Linked DNA regions of Mus musculus: region 1 is linked to region 2. The links are chromatin loops, found by intact Hi-C in ENCODE. Cell type or tissue: heart. All regions are shown on one strand. Links, peaks and the distances in the headings refer to the core of each region. The heading gives the core; the rest is flanking DNA.

Region 1 (4,388 bases), core at 171-4,170, 79 kb before region 2:
CAAAACTTGCCTAAGGTCATACAGTTAGAAGGGAGCAGAGCCAGGTTGTCCAAGCCCAGGCTCCTCTTCCCTTAGCTTCCAGTCTGCTGGCACATACTTCTGCAGGTTTTTCTTTTTCTTTTCTTTTTTTCTTTTTCTCGTCTTTCTTTTCTTTTCTTTTCTTTTCTTTTCTTTCTTTTTCTTTTTTTTCTTTTTTTTTTCTCTTGAGACAGAGTTTCTCTGTATAGCCCTGTCTGTGTAGCCTTGGCTGTCCTGGAACTCACTCTGTAGACCAGGCTGGCCTTGAACTCAGAAATCCGCCTGCCTTTGCTGCCCAAGTGCTAGGATTAAAGGCGTGCACTACCACTGCCTGGCCTACAGTTTTTTCTTATGGGCTTCCATACCTCCCAAGCTTGCACTTGCTACTCTGTTGACTACCTCTCTTAGGGAAACCCTTCATGACTTTTCTGGTCCTGTGGCAGAGTAAGCTGACTCTCTTCTCAGTGCTTCTCAAAAGCTCTTGATGTCTGCTTCTGTCTGGCCCTCATTCCTGGCCTGTGTTTCCCACCAGACAGAACCACTCAAAGGCAGCCTCTGACTTCTAGTTCTCTGGTCAGCAGACTGAAAGGACCTGCCACCAGCATTCAGAAGCTTCTCCATGCCCTCTGTACACACAGCTCCATTTAAACAACAAACGTATCAACCTTTGGGAGCCCAGCATCATTTAGTTGTCATATGATAGGTTTAGGTGTTGCCATATTCTCAACTAATGGAACATCATTGGTGCTAAATAAATTTTATTATTATTATTATTGTTATTATTTTGAGACTGGGTCTCTCTATGTAGTTCTGGCTGTCCTGGGACTTGCTATGTAGACCAGGCTGGCTTCGAACCTCAGAGATCTACCTGCTTTTGCCTCCTGAGTACTGGAGTTAAAGCCACCATGCTTGTCTGTCCAATGAATTATTGATTAAGCCCAACACAGTTACTCGTGAGGTCCAAGTTGATGGCTGACTTCTGCCCCTACTCACCTCTCCCCCCTCCAGGCAGTGATTCCTAGCACCTGCCTGAGTTTTCCCCACCCTGACCTCATTCTTGGTGGATCAAAATCGTCATGACGCTATGACGACGACGATGATGATGATGATGTCAGTTTCTGCTTGTCCCTGCAATTTTTAAGTTGTGTTAAAATACACATACCCTAGAATCTACCGTTAGAACCACTTGTAAACAGTCAATTCAGTGTTAATAAATGCATTCATAACCTCATGTGAACATCACCACCCATTTCCACAGCTCTTGTTTTTGTTTTTGACGTAAGGTCTCCATAAGTCTTTATGGGGCTAACATGGAGTCCTCTGTGTAGTCTAGGCTGGCCTTCCAAGTGCTGGGATTAAAGAAGTCCACCACCACACCCTAACTGAAATGCTACACTCATTAAACAATAACTCTCTATTTCCCTTCCCCCAACCCATGCTCACCACCATATTGTGAGGTCTATTGCTAGGCTAGGCTAGGGTTTCTTGGGGGTCGGGGGCTGGAATTAAGGCCTTGAAATCAAGAGTCAGGGAGGAGCTCTGCTCACTCCAGGGAAGACTTACCAACATGAGAGGCCAAGAAAAGAGTGGGGAGCAGCAAAGAGGATCCCCACCAGACCATACTCTGGAAGCTGCCCTGGGCCAGCCAAGGCCAGCTGGGCCCGGGGTCAGTTGCTGTGGGTCTGAGTGTTCAGCCTGTCCAGCTCAGTGCACCTCGGTGCTGGGGAGGAAGAGGAAATGATGGTTAGGGTAGGAGGGGTGGCAGGGAGAGAGGGTGGGAAGAGTTGTCGCCTGTAGTCCTCCCGTGTCCAGCCCCCACAAGCCCGGGATGGGTGTGGCCTGGAAGTCTCTGGAAGGGGGGGCATTAGAGGTGGGAGGCAGGTTGTGACAAGGACAGATCTGGGGATGGTTGGGCTCTCTCTCCCATCCCTTCGGTCCCTTCCATCTGCATTGCTGGAGCACGGGAGACAGGAAAGGGAGGAAGCCAGTGGCTTCCGCCTATTGAGAAGGTTTGGAGGCAGGACATTGTTCTGGGGTCTCCCCTCCTCCCAGCACACACACGCTGGGAGGAGGGGAGACACACACACACACACACACACAAATACAAAATGAGGCTCACGTGACTCTTTTTTTTTTCAAAAGTAAACAAGAAACGGTCTCTGTAAGGTTTTAATGCTCAGTTTTCACAAACACAAGTTTCTACCCAATTTTACAACACACGATAAAATGTCCTAGTCTGTAGACTGTGCATTAAGTGTTCACTTCGGTAGCACACACACTAGAATTTGCATTATTCAACTCTTCCTCATATTCTTTTCCAATCTTTTAAAATCACCAGGAGTTTCTACCTAAGTAATATTCTACTGTATTTACATTTGAGTTGCATGTCTTCCGAGATCGGGCGCGTTCAGAGTGGTATAGCCGTAGACGAGTTGCATGTCTTAAGAACAAACGGAAATCCATGATATTTTGGTTAACTCAGTGTATTTACAAAATGAAAAGCTCTATCAAAATACTTTTCACTGGAAAAATAAATAGAACAGGCATTGGATCTACCAAAGTTCATATTCACTTTGGCCGATGTCAGTGTGGGACAGTTCATGACAGCACAATTTACCCTGATTTCCCCAGAGCTGACCAGCTTCCAAGCTAACTGTTAAATTATTTTACTGAGATTTTATTATGTTGTTATCTGGTTCATTCCAGATCATTGTCAGCCAGGCTCTGAGCACTTACAGTTCTCTGACTAACGGTCGGAAGCTTGGTCAGGAGCATCTGGAACACTGGTGGTGGAAGAGTCTGCTGGAACACTTGCAGCAGCTGCGGAGGCAGCAATGGCATTTGTCAGGTGGTCCACACCCTTCTCGTAGTCACCTTGTGCTAATAACCCTTCACCAAGCTGTGTCTCTTCAAGGAAGAATTTCTGAACTGCTTCAGCGTCTTTTAAATCAGGAAACTTGGTGTATTAGTCAGGGTTCTCTAGAGTCACAGAACTTACGGACAGTCTCTAGATAGTAAAGGAATTTATTGATGACTTACAGTTGGCAGCCCAATTCCCAACAATGATTCAGTCGCAGCTGTGAATGGAAGTCCAAGGATCTAGCAGTTACTCAGTCTCACGCAGCAAGCAGGCAAAGGAACAAGAGCAAGAGCTAGACTCCCTTCTTCCAATGTCCTTATATTGTCTCCAGCAAAAGGTGTAGCCCGGATTAAAGGTGTGTTCCACCACACCTTTAATCCCAGATGAAAGGCATAGCCCAGATTAAAGGTGTGTTCCTTAACTCGGAGATTCAATCTTCTGGAATCCATAGCCACTACGGCTCAAGATCTTCAAACCAAGATCCAGATAAGGATCTCCAAGCCTCCAGATAAGGGTCACTGGTGAGCCTTCCAATTCCGGATTGTAGTTCATTCCAAATATTGTCAAGTTGACAACCAGGAATAGCCACTACAATCCACCCCTTGTCAACTTGACACAAATAACATCTCATGTTCACATGAAACAATAACAAGGTTGTAAATACGCCTAACATGATATAACTATCCCTCGTACAATCGCAAACGCATTAGTAAATTTACAATGGGCATTCATATTACTTTATAATCCTCGTTTCTGCAACTGGTTACGTGGCCTTAATTGGTATTTATAACTACCTTCCTCTACTACCCATTCTGTATTTCCTTCTCCTTCAGCCAGCACCTCAGCAGGTCTTGGCTCTTTTCCTGGAGGATTGACCCATACCTTCATTCCTGATGGGTCTGCGTCCTTGGTCATCCTGCTTGGATTTGGCTGTTGTAGTTTCTCATTGACTTTAATCACAGGACATGGTAGTACTAAGAGACGCCCTAAGGGATCTCCTACACTCCAGACATAATCTTGCTTACCACCATTGTGAAGAGGTAATCCAATTTCCCCATGGTAATCTGGATCTATCACCCCTCCTAACACTGTTATTCCTCTTTTAGCCTGTTGGTTTAAGGGCATTAGAAGCCCAAAATGACCAGGGGGAAGTCTGAGCTTCCAGTTCAATGGAATGTTTGTTGTAGCTCCTGGTAGGAGCACTCCCCTCTCTGGAGCCAAAACTTCTAAGCCAGCAGAACCTAGAGTTATGGGGACAGGAAGCAAAAATTTTCCTAAAGGGTCACTAGGAGTGATAGTAAGTGGAACTATTCCATTTTCCACCCCTTGATTCCTGGACCCATGAATCCTGGCTATGGGTGAAACTGTACCATATATCGAGCGCTGATTCAAAGCATATACTGCCTTCTGAAGAACTCTGCCCCAGCCTTCCAAGCTGTTACCACCTAATTGGCGCTGTAACTGCATCTTCAAAAGGCCATTCCATCTTTCTATCAGACCAGCTGCTTCA
Region 2 (4,388 bases), core at 255-4,254:
GTTGCCACATTCCTCTCTCCAACCTACTTCTTCTTCTTCTTCTTCTTTTTAACCTCTAACCTGACAGGTTTTCCTGTCTCACCTGTTTCTTTCCACACCAGACCGAATTCTCTGCTAATGGGGTTCATCTATGCGAGACAAAGACAACCCTGTCCCAGAAGCACTCTGATCTACGTTCAGGATGAACCACATTTCTTGGCAACACGACCCAAGGCTAAGAGCCGTTCCAATGGGCTCTTGCTGCCTCGGACACTCTGCAAAACACTGAGGTCTGTGGATTCAGGAACTCCCCGCTCTCAACCCCACCCCATTCTCTGCTTTTTCTCAAGCTCTTGTCTCTGCCCAGAAGCAGGACCCTTCTCCCAGCTGGCCCTCAGCCACTGTCCACCCACCCTGGGGCCAGACTCCAGTGGCCCTCTGAGACTTCAAGGACCGTGTTTCCCTGATGGGCCCATGCCACTGGATATACATAATGGCCCATGTTTTCCAGAAGCTCTCAGAGGGTGGGAATACTTTGTATTGATCTTGGAATTCTCTGTGGCTGAGACCCAGCTTGTGCAAGAGGACATGAAGACAATGTGTAGGGAAGGATAAGGTGCGTGTTCTAGGTGTTTGTATTGCACAGCAACTCTGATTTCCATATTTGTATAAGCATGCCAGGGAATGGTGTGGGGAGGCCCTGAGCTCCTATCTGGATATACAAATGAGATGGTGGCCTCATTCGTTTTCCTCGGTTATTTTCCAGTGAGTTGCTCAGCCACCATGCCTGCCTTGGCTTTCTTTGGCCTGTGTGGGATAAAGTGTTGGGGCCCTGGTAGCCACGCAGGCAGTTCCTAACCACCACATACTAAGGCACCCAGGGCCCCTAGCCAGCACCTGGGTGTATGCATCTGGAATCAGTAGTGCTCTTCTTTCCTACCCCAGGCCACAGGCCTCCCTGGCCCATGAATGGTGGACTTTCAGACTCATTTTTCCCCCCACAGTGATTCTTGACTGATTTCTTTGCTGGGGTAAAGGAAAAGAAATGGCAGTTTTGATCCCCAATTCTGTACCAGGCCGGTGGCTGCTGTTTGTCTTGGTCAAGTGTTGCAGCAGCCACTGGGACGGTGTCATTTGCCCCATGTTACAGATAAACAGAGTTTCTGGAGGCCGAGAGATTCCTGGCCAAAGAACAGTGAAGCGCTGCCACCTTGGTCTACATGGAAACTGCATCTGCTCGCTTCCCACACCCTGGGTGAGGATACGGTTCCTAGTTAGGCTTGGCCTGCATAGGCCCTGCAGCCTCCCCAGACTCTGGCCTGGCCCTCGTGCTCAACCTCAAGATCAAAGAAAACAGTCTTGGCACCCAGAGCAGTAGTTCTTTAAAAAAGAACATTCTTTTTAAAATGTTCTCACAACAAATGGTTGTGAGCCACCATGTGGTTGCTGGGAATTGAACTCAGGACCTCTGGAAGAGCAGTCAGTGCTCTTAACCACTGAGCCATCTCTCTAGCCCCTGGAACTGACTTTTGCTTTGGGCTTCTGCTTGGTGTGGCGAGAAGGACCAGACCTGGAGATCCTCAGGCCTATGTGCCGAGGTCTTCCACTTGTCAATGAGACAAGGTGACAAATACTGCTGTCTCCCTCATTTCACTGCCCAGCTTCCTGTGCTCTGCCCTCATTTTAGGTAGCCCTGGTTCTTAGCAAGGCTGTGTGTGGTTGCTGGTACCAAATCTGCTGCCAATCACATCTGCTCCTCTTTCCTGGTCTCTGAATACTTTTATGGTCCAGAGCAGAAATGATTTAAATGGGTAGTAGGAAGGGGTACAGATTTTAAAATGGGGAGACACAGTCGTGCCTTGGTATGACCTGGGCTGTTGTGTACTCTGCTCAAATGTGTGTGTAACTCTACAGCATCCTATCTGGGTTCGTTCCAAACTGCACCCTGTTCCCGTCCCAGTATTTCAATTAGGATGTTAAAGAAATGTAACCATGAAAATATGTGCTCCGCACGCCATTCTGATGTTCTCTTTTGATATAAATTCTTATCAATTGCCTCAGATGATACTGACACCCGAGTGGGAATCTGGCAGAAGCGTCTCGATGGGCAGTCTCAGTGGAGTGCCTGGGTGGGGGCGGCAGGAATGGGGCCAGGCCCTCTGAAGTGTCTGCTGAGGATCCTGGGACCTGGGTGTGGGAGCTCATTAAGCACTATCTTTGCCAACACTGTGGGTGTGGTTCAATCTGGACCAAGAGATAAGGGTACGACCTGAGGCACCAGAAAGGAAGACGAGGCAGGTGGAGACTGGCCAGACACGTCCCAGGAGGAGGGAAGAATAAAAGGCAGCAAAGCTGGGTGGGGAGACGGGAGCTGGAAACAAGCTAAGGAGTCAGGAGAACTGAGACCTGGATGTATCGTGGGTAACGGAGAAGAACGAGGCAGGTCGCTAGCTTCTCAGGGATGGGGATGGGATGATGGCAAAAGGAATAGGGCTACCAGTGGGCATGATGATGCCTAGGTGGGCTCCCCGGTGAGCCCCAGGCCATGGTGACAGCCAGGATGAGCTACTGGAGATCAGAGAGGAGGAGCCATGAGAAAGCTGTGGGTCCCTGGATGTCTGGGGAGTCTAGAGCACGGGTGGTCTCAGGCGGCAAAGGGATGCATCCGTTACCTGCATGATGCGGACATAGTCGGTGCGATGCAGCTCACCCTCCTTGATCACTTTCTTCTTGAGCGTGGCAAGGTTCCTCTCCAGGTGTTCCCGCTGGCGGGCGTACTCCTGTTGCAGGTCTGAGTTCAACCCTGCAATCTCCACCTGGCGCATCACGTGGGGAGACACTCAGCCAAGGAGGGGAGAAGTGAAGCCTAGCACAGGGCAGTGAGGGCGGGGCGCTCAGAGCTCACCATGTCTGCCCGCTGCACGTACTTCTCAAAGAGGCCACGGATCTTCTCCTTCAGCAGCCCGGGTTCCTGGATGTACGCCACGCAGTTGTGAAGGTCTGTCTTGAAGCGTCGGACCAGCGCTTCCAGATCCCGTTCCTGCAATCAGACGTTTACTCCTGGGACAGCATGGCATGCTCTGTTCTGAGGGGCAGGGGCTTCAGGCAGAGGCTAATGAAGGGGTCTGGTGCCTCCTCATCTGGGATGAACACCTGACTGCTGGCGCCCACCCTGGGCACAGAAACCTAGATGGGCAGCCAGCCCAAAGGTCGCCGTTCTGAAATGCTTGTGTACCTGCCTGGGCCGGGTACCCTGCCTGGACAGCTGACAGGGCTTGAGACTGCACACATGGCATCCCGATTGCTCCGGATTCCTTTAAGGGCCTCAAGCTTATAAGATGGAAGGGAACTCATGTGGCCACACTTTCCTTTGGCGCCAAGAAAAATATCTCATTCCCTCCCACAGATCCTTACCCAGGGCTGCCCCATGCCTAAGGACCTCAGCAGTGATGGTTCCCCTGACTGTCAGGAGCACTGTTGTGGCTGGATGACAACTCCCTCCAGATTGTTGTAGACTGGACCAGCTCTCCATCTTCAGCCACGCTTTCTGACAGCTACCTTCCCTTATCATTACCCAAGAGGGTGTCTCCTTTTTCTCTTCTCTCATAGCCCTTTATTGACTTTCCATGTGTGTGTGCACATGTGTTTATATACACACTGACATATAAAATTTCTCTCCATATATAATTTTTTCTATCTCTTCATATTTTATGCAAAAGTTCAAATCACTCATCAGCCCTTTCAGCTTGCAAAGAGCGGGGCCACACCCTCTTCTCCTGTGTGGCTCCGCAGCTTTGGCAGCGTATGCTGCCAGTGTTTGATGTGGACAGTGGAAAAGTTCAGTCTGGTTTTGAAAAACATCTCAGTGGCCCGTGGAAAGAGTGCACAGCTGCATCCTAGCTCGGAGCCAGAGGACCAGGGTGTCCTACGCTGTTCAGAGGGAGAACTAGCTACAGGCACCCCGTGGGGGTTTCCTTCCCCTCTCATTTCACTGCCTGTATTGTTTTTATTTATAACACACACACACAAATGGAATGGACCAGGTGTGGTAGCACACATCTGTAACCACAGCCCTTGGGGAGGCAAAGACAGAGTTGGGAGTCCAAGGCAAGCCTGGGCTACACAGTCAGTTTCAGGCCAGCCTGGGCTACAGAGTGAGGTACTGTCTCAAAACATGTAGGGAGCCAGAGAGACGGCTCAGTGTGGAAGAGTGCTTGTTGTGCAAGCGTAATGAGGACCAGGGTTTAGAGTCTAGCATCCAGATAAAAGCTGGGTGGTTGTGGCCACACACACCTAAAACCCTAGCACTACACTGGGAAGTGGAGATGGGAGGGTCACTGGGGTCCCTGGTCAGCCAGTGTAGCTGAGGAAAGTGACAGCTCCAGGCTGAGTGACAGACACCTGACTTC

What was found. A loop is a pair of places that touch in the nucleus more often than their neighbours do. Peaks named below come from ENCODE experiments on the same cell type or tissue, not always from the same donor. Only the 100,000 strongest peaks of a DNase experiment are listed, where the experiment ranks them.
Region 1: it touches region 2 in a loop (2.4-fold over the local background); 1 of 42 quality-filtered maps calls a loop at or near these places.

What each region holds. Positions count from the first base shown.
Region 1 is chr4:118,488,067-118,492,454 of GRCm38, forward strand. Tie1 (tyrosine kinase with immunoglobulin-like and EGF-like domains 1) reads right to left here and starts at 1,783. Exons shown (of 23, transcript NM_011587.2): 1 at 1,582-1,783. The coding sequence starts at 1,639. It also overlaps the pseudogene Gm12859. In heart, for the core only: no CTCF peak of the experiment used is centred there; a DNase peak (open chromatin) is centred at 1,885; H3K4me3 peaks cover 1,685 bases; H3K27ac peaks cover 848 bases.
Region 2 is chr4:118,566,698-118,571,085 of GRCm38, forward strand. It overlaps Cfap57 (cilia and flagella associated protein 57), which reads right to left. Exons shown (of 23, transcript NM_026789.5): 20 at 2,885-3,019; 21 at 2,652-2,795. Gm52677 (a long non-coding RNA gene) reads left to right here. Exons shown (of 3, transcript XR_003955099.1): 3 at 102-3,666. Among named protein-coding and RNA genes, the nearest start is that of Gm52677, 15 kb to the left of the region's middle. In heart, for the core only: no CTCF peak of the experiment used is centred there; a DNase peak (open chromatin) is centred at 2,204; H3K4me3 peaks cover 1,048 bases; H3K27ac peaks cover 1,780 bases; H3K27me3 peaks cover 2,721 bases.